Linked DNA regions of Homo sapiens: regions 2 and 3 are each linked to region 1. The links are chromatin contacts, found by Hi-C or POLR2A ChIA-PET in ENCODE. All regions are on one chromosome and are shown on one strand. The core of a region is the stretch at or near the end of the contact, and the rest is flanking DNA. Distances in the headings are between cores, read along the strand shown. Region 1 holds the start of SLC22A4 (solute carrier family 22 member 4). Region 2 overlaps SLC22A5 (solute carrier family 22 member 5). Region 3 overlaps P4HA2 (prolyl 4-hydroxylase subunit alpha 2).

Region 1 (4,889 bases), core at 318-2,817:
TATCATTACTCAGAATAAACGACCTTATATACGTTCTTGTCTCCAACTTTGCTCTATTATATGGGGTGGAGTAGGGAGATGAAACCCAAGCTAAGTAAGATAATGACCATAATATATCATTCGAAGAAGGATACTTGTGAAAGTAAAGGGAGGCTCTATTAATAATTTCACTGGATTAATAGGCATAAATCAGAGCTGTCCTAGCACATCAGGATGTATAGTCTTATTACAGGTAGGAAACTGAGGTTCCAAGGGGGTGGGAAGTCCTCCTAAGAGGAGGGGTCAGACTGGAAGCTACACAAAAAGAGGCAGAAATGTCCCTCCGCCTCTTAATCGGAGCCTGGGGAAACAAACACACTCGTGCAAAATCTCCAAAGAGGTGAGCTCTTCACCCTGTCAATTTTATCTGCCTCGTGAACCCCAGGGCTCAGGCTCCAGGCCCGGGCTAGCTCACACAACAGCAGAAGGGCCTTAGGTCTGGGCACTGAGCCAAAAAAAGGGAGGCTGTGGTCCCTGCTTTGGTTACCCTGCCGGGTCTGAGCGCCAAATCGGATCTCCTACTTCTCTCTCCCTCCCTCCCTCTGTTCCTGGACTGGGGGCAGGCCCTTCTGCTAACAGAAAGCCTTCCAGTCGGAGAAAGCTCTGACAGCCTGCCGCGATAAAGGGCCCTGGGGGCGTGAGGAGAGCAAGGGGCTCAAAATCAGAACCCAGCGTGACGACAGTGCCTCCATGACTGTGCTCCCGCAATGCGCAGGCTCCATGTCCTGGCGCCCGCCCGCCCATGGACCCGGCGGGGGCTTCCAGGCTGGGCTCAGCCATTACGCCGGCGTGCGGGGGAGGAAACTCGCCTCCCGGGCACTCGGTTGTCTCCTGCCCCCGCCCCTCCCTCCGATCCGGGCCCATCTCTGACGTAGTGTGACCTTGCTCATCCCTTCCAGGCTGTGGGCCTGTTTTCCCTGTGCAAGATGAGGGTCCTGGCTGTCCTGAGGACGCTGTCCGGGCGCCGCCAGGGGTGACCGAATTCAGCTCTGCTAGGACTGTTGGGAAATGAGCTCCCTGTCGGCGTGTGCCAGCCGCCTGCGCGAGGCGCCACAGGAGAGGGCGCGCTCCTGTCGCTCTGCCGCCCCCAGAAGTTTCCCGGGAACCGACTCCACTGACTCGCCCCTCCGCGCCCCACGCGTGGCAGCCTAAGCTCAGCCTCCAGATTGGAGGAGACCGCGGAGGGAACCCTGCTGGGGTCTGGGCCCGGGGCCACGCGGCCCGAGCAGATCGAGGGCCGACCCCTCCGAGAACTCGCTCTCTGGCCTCGGCTCCTCCCTTGCGCCCGCCCTCCCACGTGGGGCCCAGGTCTGGGAATCAGCGCTCGGGGGTGGCTGGGGACAACCGAGAACGAGCTTCTTCCCCGGCACGCGGGCGGAATGGCTGAGCCCAGCCTGGAAGCCCCCGTCAGGTCCTTGGGGGCGGGCGGGCGCGCGAAGCACAGGGCGGAGACAGCCGGGAGCCCAGCCTCCCGGGCTGGGCCGCCCTCCCCTTCCCCGCGCCCGGCCGGGGATGGGGGTGTGGTCCCAAGTGTACAGTGGCATCAAGCTCAGCGCGAGCTCCCGGGAACGCTCCAACGCCTTCAGCCTGTTTCCCAGGAACGGTCCCCGGCTTCGCGCCCCAATTTCTAACAGCCTGCCTGTCCCCCGGGAACGTTCTAACATCCTTGGGGAGCGCCCCAGCTACAAGACACTGTCCTGAGAACGCTGTCATCACCCGTAGTTGCAAGTTTCGGAGCGGCAGTGGGAAGCATGCGGGACTACGACGAGGTGATCGCCTTCCTGGGCGAGTGGGGGCCCTTCCAGCGCCTCATCTTCTTCCTGCTCAGCGCCAGCATCATCCCCAATGGCTTCAATGGTATGTCAGTCGTGTTCCTGGCGGGGACCCCGGAGCACCGCTGTCGAGTGCCGGACGCCGCGAACCTGAGCAGCGCCTGGCGCAACAACAGTGTCCCGCTGCGGCTGCGGGACGGCCGCGAGGTGCCCCACAGCTGCAGCCGCTACCGGCTCGCCACCATCGCCAACTTCTCGGCGCTCGGGCTGGAGCCGGGGCGCGACGTGGACCTGGGGCAGCTGGAGCAGGAGAGCTGCCTGGATGGCTGGGAGTTCAGCCAGGACGTCTACCTGTCCACCGTCGTGACCGAGGTGGGTGCCAGGCCGAGACCGTTGACCCGGGAGTGCCTGACCCTCCCTCTGCGTCAGCCCCCCTTGAGACTCCCTGCGCAGTGCCCGGGTCAGCGCTCCCCTCCCCCTCAAACCTGCTGTTCATACTTCCAGCAGCGGGTGTGCACCCCAAGAAAGAATAGGACTCACGCGAGGCGCATTCCTGGGTCGTTTCTGTCCAATAAGGAGGTGATGGAGAAAGGAGTTTGTCACCAACTGTCTTTTCATTTCCGATTTTCACAACAAATGAAGTTTCCTAAGAACCTAGATGTTGCGTTGGGGGAAGCGCAGCCCCAGGCTACCCAGACGCACTGCCTGAGTCACCTTCCTGCCAGGCATGGGAGGAGGGGTGTGAGGGACCTTGTTACTGGGCAGGGCGGGGCCAAATCTTGTCTGTTCCCTGGCCACAGACTTCTGGAGGCATCAGGAGGTGTACTGCCGTACCATATACTTGTGAGGTTTGGGGTCCTTTCCTGAGGCCCCAGTTTCTCTAAGACAGCAGATGGCCTCCTGAGGCTCATTGGGTGCAAGGAAGCACAGAAGGCGAAACCCCAGCTGGAAGCCCTGGCCCTCAGGGACCTCTCTGAGCACAGGGTGAGTTGGCAGGCAGGGGCTGTAGCCCCTCAGCACCCTGCGTGGTTAGTGGCAGGTTTTCTAAGTTCCAGGAATGAGGATGCACACACACTTCTCCCGCTTTTGCTGCTTCACATCTGGTAAGGACCTGGGTCAGGATACACCTTTCTTCTGAGGAGAGCATCCTCATGGAGCTGTTGCCTGCTATTGGTCAGGCAGGTAGGATTTCCCTGCTGCTAGTCCCTCCTCTGCCTCATGCTCCTCCCAAGAAAAACCTGAGTGGCCTCTGCTAGTCCCTTATCCCTTTCCCTCAGCACGGTATAGCGGTCATCAGACATTGTGTCTGGCCTTGTGCTGAGCACTAAGGTGTGGACATCTGGTGTGTGGAGCCTACCCTCAGATGCCCATGGGGCACACTGGCTGTGTTACTGAGAAGGCTAACATTAACCCTGGTTAGCAATAGGGTTCTGGAACCCAAATTCAAGTCCTGCCTTGCTTGCTATGTGACCTGGGATAAATAAATCACCCTCTCTGTGGGACAATAGGTGGAGGAAATACTCCAAGAAGGGGTGATATGATTTTAGCTGATTCTGAAAATGTGAGCAAGACCTGTCTAGGCAAGAGTATGGGAAATTCAGGTAATGGAATTCTCATATATCGGAGTGGCTGGAACTCAAGGGATGACAGATATGACAAATGAGACTAGAAATGGCCACAAGGGCTAGTTCATAGTGGCCTTCTATGTATACTGAGGAGCTGACTTTATTCGGAGGACAGTGAGAAAATAGTAAGCATTCTAAGGCCAGGTTCGTGCTTTTGGAAAGAGCTCACTCTAGCTGCTATGATAAACAAGAAGACCAGTGAGGAAGTTTTGAAACTCTCCTCTGCAAGAGAATGGTGGCCAGCCAGGCGTGGTGGTTGTCGAATCTGTGGCACCTGTGGGAAGTGGGCTCAGCCCAGGGACTGCCTTTGGATCCCCCAGCATTGGCACCATACCTACCCTGGGCCCTAAGGTGGCCATGCTTCTCTGGATTTGCTTCCCTAGCAGGGGCTCTAGTGCTTGCCCACTCCCTGCCCACAGCATGGCCTGGGAGCAGCTGAGACTGGGGGCCAGCTCATCCCGCGTCGATTCCTGGAAGTGTTATCAGTGCCTGTTATGGAGGCTGGACCCATGAGTGGCAGCCTTCCCTGGCAGCTGGGCTGACCTGTCTGCTTTTCCATTGCTCGCTGGTTTTGTTCACTGTAGGGCGTGAGGGGTGAGTAGCTGCTGGCCTCCAAGTCCATAGCTACTCATGTTGTACGCTGTTCACAGGGACCTCTAAGGATGTACATCATCACACATTCACACACATGCACCAGGATTTGCTTTTTTTGGCAGCTTTTCCCTTCCTGGCTTCCTTTTTGAGTGGTGGAAGTAAAATAAAAAGCAACTAGGGGCTGGGCACAGTGGCTCACGCCTGTAATCCCAGTACTTTGAGAGGCTGAGGCGGGCAGATTACTTGAGGTCAGGAGTTTGAGACCAGCCTGGCCAACATGGTGAAACCCCGTCTCTACTAAAAATACAAAAATTAGCTGGGAGTGGTGGTGCACCCCTGTAGTCCCAGCTACTCGGGAGGCTAAGGCAGGAGAATCACTTCAACCTGGGAGGCGGAGGTTGCAGTGAGCTGAGATCACACCACAGCACTCCAGCCTGGGTGACAGAGCCAGACTGTGTCTCAAAACAAACAAACAAACAACAACAACAACAAAAAACTGGGCTCTGGTGGTTGGGAGGAGGAGGGAAGGAAGCAAGTACCAGGGTAAGCAGGATGGATGGATGGCTCTCCCCCAGAGGGGCGGCAGCACACAGAGTTCTGGAGTCAGACTCAGTAGAGGGCCAGTTTTGACTCCACTGCCAACCACCTGGCTGACTCCAGGCAGGTTACATCACTGATGAAAGCCTCAGTTTCCTTGTCTATAAATTGGGGGTACAAGCGATGAAAAGAGGCTCAACATCACTAATCACTAGGGAAATGCAAATGAAAATCATAAGGAGGTACCACTTTGTACCCTTAAAAATAGTTACTACAAAAAGAAAAAAAAAACACCCAGAAATCCACTTTGGGAGGCCGAGGC
Region 2 (4,889 bases), core at 1,150-3,649, 93 kb after region 1:
AGTGTGCATATTTTATGCATTTGGCTACATGGTGCTGCCACTGTTTGCTTACTTCATCCGAGACTGGCGGATGCTGCTGGTGGCGCTGACGATGCCGGGGGTGCTATGCGTGGCACTCTGGTGGTGAGTGTGACCTTGTGCCCCATGTGCCCACTGGCAGGATGATTTCTGTCTGGCCTTCACTAGAGGGCAGCAACAACCCATGAATCCCTATTTTGTCTCCCAGAGACAGGAAGCATAGATTATAAATTATTTCAGAATGTTTTCTCCACACTCAAAAGAGCCAAAACAAAACAGAATCCCATGACAGCAACAGACTTGCTCTCAGCCCTGTGCTGGGTTGCCCCAAGTGTGGGGAAAAATAGCAGTAGCTGTGAGAAGATGGGGTCCAGCATGCCCTGTAGGAAGTTCCCAAGCCTCAGGGCAGGACAGTGTAGGCCCTAGTTCTGGCTGTGTGCTGCTGAAGCCTCATGCCACAGGCACTGGCACCAAAAGCAAGAGTCCTCAGGGTAGCCACATGGAGGAAGCCAGGCTCCTTCTGCACCACCAAGGTAGAGGAGTTGAACAGGCAGAGAAGAGGCCATTCCAGACCAAGAGGGGAACACTGCAGAGGTGCTAAGGTGGGAATCACCCCTTGCAGGTGGAGAAGGTGAGATCACCAGCCCAAGTGGAGCAGAGAGCATTTCAGGGCATAGTGGGAGAGTAAGCCGCACATCATGGGGCCCAGTCATGACCGAGGGTGGGGGGCGGCTACCTGGTCCCAGCAAGGTGGAAAATAATATCCATAGAGCACTCAAGTGCCTTGATAAACATGCTAATTTTTTTCCTTTTTTTCTTTTCTTTTTCTTTTCTTTTTTTTTCTTTTTTTTTTCTCAGACAAAGTCTCTGTTGCCCAGGCTGTAGTGCAGTGGCGTGATTTCCACTTACTGCAACCTCCGCCTCCCCAGTTCAAGCGATTCTCATGTCTCAGCCTCCCGAGTAGCTGGGACTACAGGTGCCTGCCACCACACTTGGCTAATTTTTTTTGTATTTCTTTGGAGAGACGGGTTTCACTGCGTTGGCCAGGCTGGTCTGGAACTCCTAGCCTCAAATGATCCACCGGCCTTGGCCTCCTAAAGTGCTGGGATTATAGGAGTGAACCACTGCACCTGGCCAAACATGCTATTTTAGGTAGAGTATCTGACTAATCTGTTGGATAAATCAGGGGTAGGGTGAGGAGAGAAGAGAAGCTAAAAGGCCAGTGCAGAAGCTTCTGTTGGTGCCGGGGACAGGGAGGAGAGTGTAGCAGGGCCTGGGCTGACATAGACATGCACAGAAGCCAGGCTTCCGGAGCCCATCTTGCACCCATCTCCTCAGCCCAGCAGATGGCAACACTGCTCTTCAGAAATGGAGGTGGCCAGCCAGCATGGGGATGCCGTCAGGGGGTGCAGGGCTCTCCCATTTTTGTGCGGTGTGGGGTACACATAAGCTCATCCACCCCAGGTTATTGCTGCGTGTGGATCAGCTCTTTGCTTCTGGCTTGTGATCACCAAACATTCCACAAGCTCTGGTTCTGCAACCTTATTCCCACCTATGGCTGTGCTCTACCTGGTCTGTGGGTCTGCTGTTGGCAGGGAGGCCTCACTGAGATTGGACCTTGTACTGCCAGGTTCATCCCTGAGTCCCCCCGATGGCTCATCTCTCAGGGACGATTTGAAGAGGCAGAGGTGATCATCCGCAAGGCTGCCAAAGCCAATGGGATTGTTGTGCCTTCCACTATCTTTGACCCGAGTGAGGTAAGCACCATGTGGGTGTGGGTGAGAGGGACAGACTGACCGTGATTTGAGAGCAGCAGCACCCAGCCCTGAAGTCCTCCCTGCTCACAGCAGCCCAGCCCTCTCTCCGCCCAAGCCCCAACTGCCCATTCCCCCCATCCCCCCACTCCCCACCCCCACACGGGCCCTGTTAACACTCAGAAGTTGAGGAATAGGTTACAGCTGCCTCACTCTTTTCACCACGGGTTTCAGATTTTCATTTTTTACTTCCTTTCTAGGCAATCATATATTTTAACCATTACTTCTAACAATAAATACTCTTTTTGAGTAATAGGCCTTTCATAAAGTCAGCATTTGGGAAAATCATTGTTTCTTATACCTAAGGTGGCTTGTCACCTTACAAAGCTAACCCCAAACGTAAAATGTAAAGCACAAATAGATTTGGAGTTAGAAGTATTTCATCTCTTGAGTATTAGCAATTATTCATTAAAAAGAAAAAAAAAGTGTTTAGTCTCTTTCTGCCCTCCAATGGTTAATTATTGCATATCATCTTGGAGTCAGGTCCTTTTTGATGTCCACCTCTTCCCCCTACCCCACCCCTCCCGTCAGCCCTGTTCTCACACACCATGACTCATTTCTTGGCTCTACCTAGTTCCTGGTTCTTGCTTTTCCTTCCCGTTCCCTCTCCTACCATCTCTGTAGCAGGCAGTTTTCCTTGGTCTCGTGACTATGAGAGGTTAGAAGCTGTAAATGCTGCCTGGTGGGGTTCTGGAATGTGTCTGTGGTCTGACTGGAAGATGAGGGGTTGGGTGTGGGAACAGCCACAAGCAGCCCTGCTGAAGTGTGAGAGGCAGGCATGGTTGGGCTTGGAAAAGAGGGAACAGTTATTGTAGACAGCGGAGGCCAATGGCCACTGCCAGCCCTGCAGACTTCCCAGTGAGTGGTGGCCCAGCAGCCACTGTCAGCATGCACCAGAAAGGGGTCCTGTGCGCAAAGGTCAGGCAGGAGTGTGGCAGAGGGCTTTTAAGTTAGGTGGTTTTGGGGGCTTTTAAGTGAGGGGTCAATCTGGGTGAATGCATAAGCCCCACTGGCATCTTTGAGGAAATGAGGCTATTTCAGGGGATACTTTCAGTCCAAAGTTGACCTTTTGTTGAACTTCTAACTCTGGAAAAACAAGCTCCAAACCTGGGTTTGCTTAAGAAAGCAACATCAGTGTGTTTAGACGTGTGGTTTATTAATGGCCTTGGCTGTGCTGAATTTCATAGGAAGTCACTCTGGGTGAAGCTCAGGTCAATTTTCCTGTTTTTCTATTTGAATTCTTTTTCCCTGGAAGCACACCAGTAACTACATAGTATAAGGACTCAAAACATTAACTTTTAAAAAATATCAGACCAATAAACCACACAGCCAGGTACTCTCTCTGACCCAGAGGGCAGGGAGCCAGGCTTCGGGAGGAATACTTAGAGGCCTCCTTGGAATGTGGCCACCGACAGGAATATGTGGGGGTGCAGTGAGGAAGCTGTCAGCCTGGGCCTCTGTCTTCCTGTACCCTTGAGGGACTGGTCACTTACTTTTCCTCATTTTCATTCACTCTGATTTGTTACTGACAAGGCCTAGGGAAGTTTTCACAGCCTAAAACACAGTCAGTATACTTACTGTTCTTAGAAACGTAACACTCCCCGACGCTGAGATGCAGACAGCTAAGATGCCAGGGATTCAAGTATGTTATTGTGTGCTCTGAGTCTCTGACCACCTCTTCTTCCCATACACTTATGATGTTGTTCCTGCAGTTACAAGACCTAAGTTCCAAGAAGCAGCAGTCCCACAACATTCTGGATCTGCTTCGAACCTGGAATATCCGGATGGTCACCATCATGTCCATAATGCTGTGGTATGTAAAAGAGACCTGCCTGAGGCTTCCAGACAAAGCTTCTTGAAGTGGCCATTGGGCCTCTTGTTTACAGACATGCCTCAGACAAAATTCAAAGCCTATGTCATCAGAGAGTGAAAAGGATATGTCTTGTGTTAGATGGAAAAAATGGGCATGTCACAATTCTTAATGGGATGGAACCTCAGAAAAGGAGAATGAAAACAATTGTGGAGGCTGTTGTGGGAAATATGGACTCTTGTGGGGAATCTCTCCAGATCTTAAGATGAATCCTTGCCCAATTTGGGTCATTTAGTTCCCGTCTCCTACCCAGTTACCGACAGTGGCTGAGGAGGCCAGGTAGGGCTTTTAAGAAGGATCTGAGTGAAGACACCATGTCCTGTAGGCTGCAGAGGCTGCCAGTTACTTTCTGGAAATGTGGAAGTGGGATGTGCTCCTCCTGGGATGTCCATAAACGGTCCTGGAGTCAGGGCTATAGCCTAGATGTCCTTACCAGGTTCCCACTAATGAGGCAAAGTATGTCAGAAAGGGATTTGTGAATTACCAGGGAGAGGAAACATGTCCAAGTGCACATCGCTAGCTTTTGCTCAGCGGCCGAACCCTGGGATTCTAGGCGACTTCTGGAGCCTGGTGGGTTAGCGGTGAGAAGATGGGCGAGGAGGGCGGACTTCATCTCAGAGTCCTTATTACTAGTCTCATCCAGCTTTGAGGCAGTCAGCCACTGTGCCTACTGAGGGAGTGCTATGAGTCACCCGCTTCCAAGGAATGGCCCAGGATCCCTCCAGGCAGTTCACCATTCCCTGAGTTGGCCTCAAGACAGGAGCAGCATGTAGCCTGCACCACAGACATGCAAGCCTGTGATGAGTCACCCACTTTTGTGTTCACCCAGGCTCTCCTCCCTGCTCTGGATTTCCTGGGGACTCATGCACATACTCTTTTTATTGTACCAGCTGTGTGTTCCACCTGCAGATGAGTCAAAACAGTCTAATCCATAAAGGTCTGGTTTGTCAAAGAGTGTGGGTCATCAACAGAGAGAATGCCTACTGGGGATGCCCAGGTCAGGGGTACTGCAGGGCATCCTGATGAGAGGCAGTGTGGCCCCTCCATTGGGAGCCACCTCTGTGCTCCACAAGTACCGCGGGGCTGGTGTCAGCTGTCTCTGACCAGCCTCTTCCTGACTGGTCACCACAGGTAGTGTGTGAGGGTCTCTCTCCAAGTGTTTGACCTAATGTTGTTCCTTTTGTTAT
Region 3 (4,889 bases), core at 1,339-3,838, 88 kb before region 1:
TGGTTCAGCAGGAGAAAACACACAGAATACTTTGACCTTCAAATGTATTTGATTATGACACAGAACCATGGCCTCTGAAGTCATTTTTAGCTCTCTTAGAGATGTCCCTGAGACCATTCAGGATTTGAGCTTCTGTTGTCAAGAAGACATGAACGAACCTACCATAACTACCCCTGATCCCTAGCTTGCAGCACACTTGGGCACACAGCAGATGCTCAATAGATATTTGTTGAACACTAATTGTTGAAAGCCAGCAGGCATGATTAATTCTGGTTTCCTAAAATGAGATCACTCCATATTCATAGCATCAGGCAGTAGTCATACAGTTGGGCCTCTTGGCCCAGTTCTGGACACCCTGTGAGACCATCTAGCCACAAATACCCACTTCCCAACTCCTACAGTCCCAGGTACTATCTGTACCTGTAACAATTCTGCAGTCTTTACTGTTAACCCTGTGATATGCTGCATCCGACGATTTACTCGGGCCACAACAGGGTCATCATCTTCCTCTAGCCAGGAGCTGGGCAAAAAGAAAAGGGCAGAGAAAAGAAGACGGAAGGGCAGGCTTCCATGAGGTCCTGAACTCTGTCCCCAGAGTCAGGGCCAGCATGAACAGGCAGTACAGGATGCCTGCTGCAAGGGGGTGAGGAGGTGCCAGCAGGCAGGAAAAGGCAAGCCACCCATCCCTAGGGTAGGCACTGAGAAGTCCTGAAGTTGGGGCTTGAGCAGCTACGAACCCCTGCTCTTTGCTTACCTTTTGGAAACCCGGTAGCTGGCGACAGTGAGGACTCCTGTCTTGGGATCACGAACGGTGGCTCGTGCAAGCTAGAAGGAAGGAGGAGAGGGAAGACTTGATTTGTTTGTTTGTTTGTTTTGCCTTGAATATTTTCCCAGAGAGCACTGGGACCAGATTTACTGCCATGCTAGTGGAGGAAGCTTTGCAGCCAATGGCTCTAGCCAAGGCCCCAAGATCCTGCAGGCCAGTTGAGGGCAAGAGTCTGAGGCCTCCACATTCCCAATCCGCAATCAGTTCCTGGCTATTGCCCTGCTCGGTCACTGCTCATCCCTTCTCCTCCCCAGGTCCGCTTTGCCTGCAGAATTATGCCTGCCTTGTCTACCCATGCATCTGCCTGACTAGCCCCTTTCCTTGCCAGGCCCACATACCACCCCTGCCTGAGCACAGCCTGCCTGAGCTTAGCTACTCCCACCATTTTCAGACTGTGCCACCATGCCTGAGCCTCCGCCTTATGTACTTCTCTCAATTGAGTCAAGTTCCACCATCCTTCCGAACCTCAGTGGGCTCCTCTGCCAAGAAACCCATCCAAACACTCTCCTGCTGCACCACCTCACACTGGGTTCCCACAGCCTCAAGAAGCAAAGACAGATGGCACAGTTTTCGCTCCCTTGGGATCCTTACAAGTCAGATGATAAAACCAGGAAAAGATTCTGTAAGTTAAAATAAGTGAACCACTGCCTGGAAGCCACCCACTCATACAGGTACACACTACACATGCACTCCCTGCATCTACTTCATCTCCCCCAGCCTCCACAGTTAGGCTTAGTGAAACCCCAAGGGGGACTCGCCGCCCAGAGCCAGCCAACATGGCAAAGGTCCATGTGCTTCAGCTGTGGACTGTCCTCATGACCTCACATGGGTGGGGCCATAGGCCCAGGTACTCCCACCCCAACACACTTCCCCTTGATTTCAATAAATATTGATGAGTGCCTACTTTGTGCCTGGCACTATGCTAGGTAACTGAGACATGGCCCCTGCACTCTTACAACTCAGTCAAGTGGGGAAAGCAGAAAACCAGTCAGGTAACTGCAGCACAGCATGGGTGAACTTACCATCCTGTGGAAGCTCAGGGTATAGTGTCAAGAATAGCTTCCTAGGGGAGGAGACCACCTAGCTGAGGCCTGAAGGGTTAACATGAGTTATCCAAGTAGAGGAACATTACAGGAACAGGGAAAGAGCAGCAATCCAGAGGCCTGGGAATGAAAATGGGTGTTGCAGTAGGTGTGGATTAAAGGTTATGGGAAGTAGTAAGAGAGAACAGGCTGAAGAGACAAGCAGGGGCTAGGAACTAGATGCAACCTTGTGGCCAACGAGAAATGGGGAAGGCTTTATGCAGGGGAGGGACACTCAAAATGTGAATGTAAAATGGATCACTGTGAATACCTCATGGAGAGTTGACTAATGAGGGGCCAGAGTGGGGACTGGGAGGCTAGTGAGGCCACGACAGAGGTCAGGGCAAGAGATGATGGTGGCCCGGGCCAGGTGGTGGCAGAAGGGATGGAGAGGAGTAGATGGACCAGAAGGCTAGTAAGGGGGTGAGATGGACCAACTTGGACACTGTGCTGCTATGGCATGATCTGGTAAGATGGCCAGCACAAGCAGGACAGACGGCTCCCAAGCTCCTACTCATGGCCCTTCCTGAGCTTCAGCTCATGTCAGTCCCTCCCTGAAAACTGCAGCCACAGCCAGACCCCATCCAAACATCTGTGCCTCAGCATTGGCCTGACACCCACAAAGAGGCTCTGAGCAGCTGTGCTCTGCCCCAGGGGAAGCACAGGGCTATTTTGAAAGCAGGCCAGAGACCCCACAGACAGCTGCCAGGCATTCCCCACAGGCCAAGTTAAGCTCATTGGCTCTACTTCAAAGCCAGAATAGCATCTGTCCCTCACAGTCTCCGGAAAGGAGGGGTCAGCTTATCTTTGAATAGAAGCCATGTTAAGAGCCAAACATGTTTGCCAACCTTGTTTGGCTCTTTGCATGGCTTCTATTCAAATATATCTTTTCCTAACACTACCCTCTGGCCAGCCACACACATGTGTACACATATGCACACATGCACAGAGAAATGTTCTCAGTGTCTGGAACTGAAGAACGGGTAAGAAATCTCTCAGGAAATCCTGGCACAACCAACAAAGTAGTTTTCTTTCCTGGAGGACTCTGGAGCTGAGTAGAAAGGGGAGTCCTAGTCCCCATTCTCCATATATCTGGCTAGCCCCCTTCCTCAGCCACATCGATGATGCCAACCACTGACTCAAAGCCCTAGATGTCCTAGTACCTCAAGCCAAAGCTGTTCCAAGATGAGGTCCAGGGGCCAGGATAGGAACCTATTTCAGGTCTCTCCATGAGTGTCGGGCCTCCTGGTCACCTCGGCCCCTACAATTCTATTAGGAGCAGAGCAATAGAGAATCGAGCTAAATCCTCCCTCCCAATCATCAGTGATGGGATATGGCAGCAAATAGGTCTCTTTGAAAGATGTCAAATGGGGAACAAATCTTTTATGAACTAGAAACAGAAGAATAATTTTAAAACATGGCATATATACAAAACCAACAGCCAACTGCATTCTTAGCAGTAAAATACCATAGGAATTTCCAGGAAATTCAGGAATGAGACAAGGATGCCTATTCTACGTAATTATGCTCTAGAAGTTCTGGGCAATTCAATAAGGTTATAAAAACAAAGGAACTACAAGTATCAGGAGAAAATAAAATTTTCCTTATTTCCAGGTGTTAATGCTATCCAGGCAACCAAAGAGAAATCAGCTAAAAACCAAAAAAGAAATAAGTAAATTCAACCACTAGCTGCAATCTGTATGAGTTTGCTTTTTCATAGGTAAAACAGAGACAGTGACATCATTATGAGCAGCTGTTCATAACTGTGACATAACACTTAATATATATGTTAAGCACTTAGAAGTTCCTGCCACAGTTAAGAATTCAGTAAACATTAGCTCTTACTATGAAATGTATTTGTAAAATCAATAGTTTGGCATATAATAGTAAACTAATAAAATAATGTAACCAGTTAAAAATAATAATGAAGAAATAAAGTAAATTAACAGTAACAAAGAAACTACCAAGGAATAAACTTAAGAAATGTTCAAGGCTTATATGAAGAAAACTTAAAAAGATATGGAGAGACCTGTCATGCCCTTGGATGAGAAGACCCAATATTATAAAGATATACATTCTCCTCTAAGTCATTCACCTCATTTACAGTCCTAATCAGGAGCTCCACAGGACCCAGCTTCATAGCATCCTATGGAACATTTCCAAAAAACTCACCCACGCACCAGTCTCCCAACCAGGTGAACTGACACACCAGTGTAGACCTGCCCTGTTCCCAGCGTGACCTTCTATGATAGCACTTGGCTGTCCACATTGGTTACCCTGTTCTTCTTCCACTGGACCATGAACTCACAAGGTCAGGCTGAGTCTGAAGCATCTCTGTATCCCCACGGTAGGCCCATGCTAGATATGGATAAAGGGTGGCTAGATGGGCAAACCAACCACCCATAGTGCTAGGGATGAGAAAAAGGACCTTCCCCCTTCAGTGACCCGAGAAGGACCTACAGTGACACCTACTTTAGGTTTTGCGATCTCCTTGATCCTCTCGATTTCCTCATCAGACATGACATCGTAGTACCTGACGATGTGCGGGCTGTCCCACTCGTCCTCCTCTTTGAAGGGGGCAATGAGCAGCTGTGGGGCCCTGTTGCCATGGTGGTACCTACAGAAAAGCCTCTTCTGTCTACGGGGTGTCTGGAAAGCACAGAGTAACAGGCCCTGAGCTGAGTGAGTCCTAATCCTCGGTCCCAGTCTGGCTGTCTGCAGACACTGGACTCACCTCATGGCCAGCAGCTGCTCCCTCCCACCACACCACAGAAGAAAACAAAAGTCCCAGCAGGTGGGCATGCACAGTGGCTCATGCCTGTAATCCGAGAACTCTGGGGGGCCAAAGGATAGCTTGAGACCAGGAGTTTGGGACCAGCCTAGATGACATAGACCTGTCTCTAAAAAATTAGCCAGGCATGATGGTGCATACCTGTAGTCCCAGCTACTCAGGAGACTGAGGCAGGAGGATTGCTCAAGGC

What was found. A loop is a pair of places that touch in the nucleus more often than their neighbours do. ChIA-PET counts read pairs that join two places held with the same protein, here RNA polymerase II (POLR2A). Pooled maps may share reads with other maps.
Region 2: a loop to region 1 is called in a map of endothelial cell of umbilical vein, with 7 times the contacts of the local background. The contact joins the enhancer-like site here to the promoter of SLC22A4 in region 1. A Hi-C loop is called at or near these places in 17 of 168 maps with a recorded cell type or tissue (CD8-positive, alpha-beta T cell, K562, MCF 10A and 12 more) and 18 of 50 pooled maps. POLR2A ChIA-PET finds 5 or more read pairs at or near these places in 9 of 52 experiments (A549, H1, HEK293 and 6 more).
Region 3: a pooled map shows a loop between it and region 1 (2.4-fold over the local background). The contact joins the enhancer-like site here to the promoter of SLC22A4 in region 1. A Hi-C loop is called at or near these places in 2 of 168 maps with a recorded cell type or tissue (dorsolateral prefrontal cortex and heart left ventricle) and 11 of 50 pooled maps. POLR2A ChIA-PET finds 5 or more read pairs at or near these places in 9 of 52 experiments (A549, AG04450, HEK293 and 5 more).

The regions. Positions count from the first base shown.
Region 1 is chr5:132,292,827-132,297,715 of GRCh38, forward strand. It overlaps SLC22A4 (solute carrier family 22 member 4), which reads left to right and starts at 1,568. Exons shown (of 10, transcript NM_003059.3): 1 at 1,568-2,183. The coding sequence starts at 1,791. RefSeq lists enhancers at 541-1,159, 976-1,025 and silencers at 1,256-1,615, 1,686-1,735.
Region 2 is chr5:132,385,377-132,390,265 of GRCh38, forward strand. It overlaps SLC22A5 (solute carrier family 22 member 5), which reads left to right. Exons shown (of 10, transcript NM_003060.4): 4 at 1-123; 5 at 1,649-1,775; 6 at 3,545-3,645. Among named protein-coding and RNA genes, the nearest start is that of MIR3936HG, 18 kb to the left of the region's middle. RefSeq lists enhancers at 242-571, 1,065-1,114, 1,255-1,464. Within about 2 kb of position 2,400, at least 28 of the 41 ENCODE cell types and tissues checked have a DNase peak (open chromatin) inside an H3K27ac peak, as active enhancers do; they include PC-3, ascending aorta, endothelial cell of umbilical vein and 6 more, where a contact is called at or near this core.
Region 3 is chr5:132,203,328-132,208,216 of GRCh38, forward strand. It overlaps P4HA2 (prolyl 4-hydroxylase subunit alpha 2), which reads right to left. Exons shown (of 15, transcript NM_001017974.2): 8 at 4,381-4,557; 9 at 755-825; 10 at 421-520. Among named protein-coding and RNA genes, the nearest start is that of MIR6830, 12 kb to the right of the region's middle. RefSeq lists enhancers at 4,117-4,618, 4,619-4,889. Within about 2 kb of position 2,589, at least 5 of the 41 ENCODE cell types and tissues checked have a DNase peak (open chromatin) inside an H3K27ac peak, as active enhancers do; they include OCI-LY7 and heart left ventricle, where a contact is called at or near this core.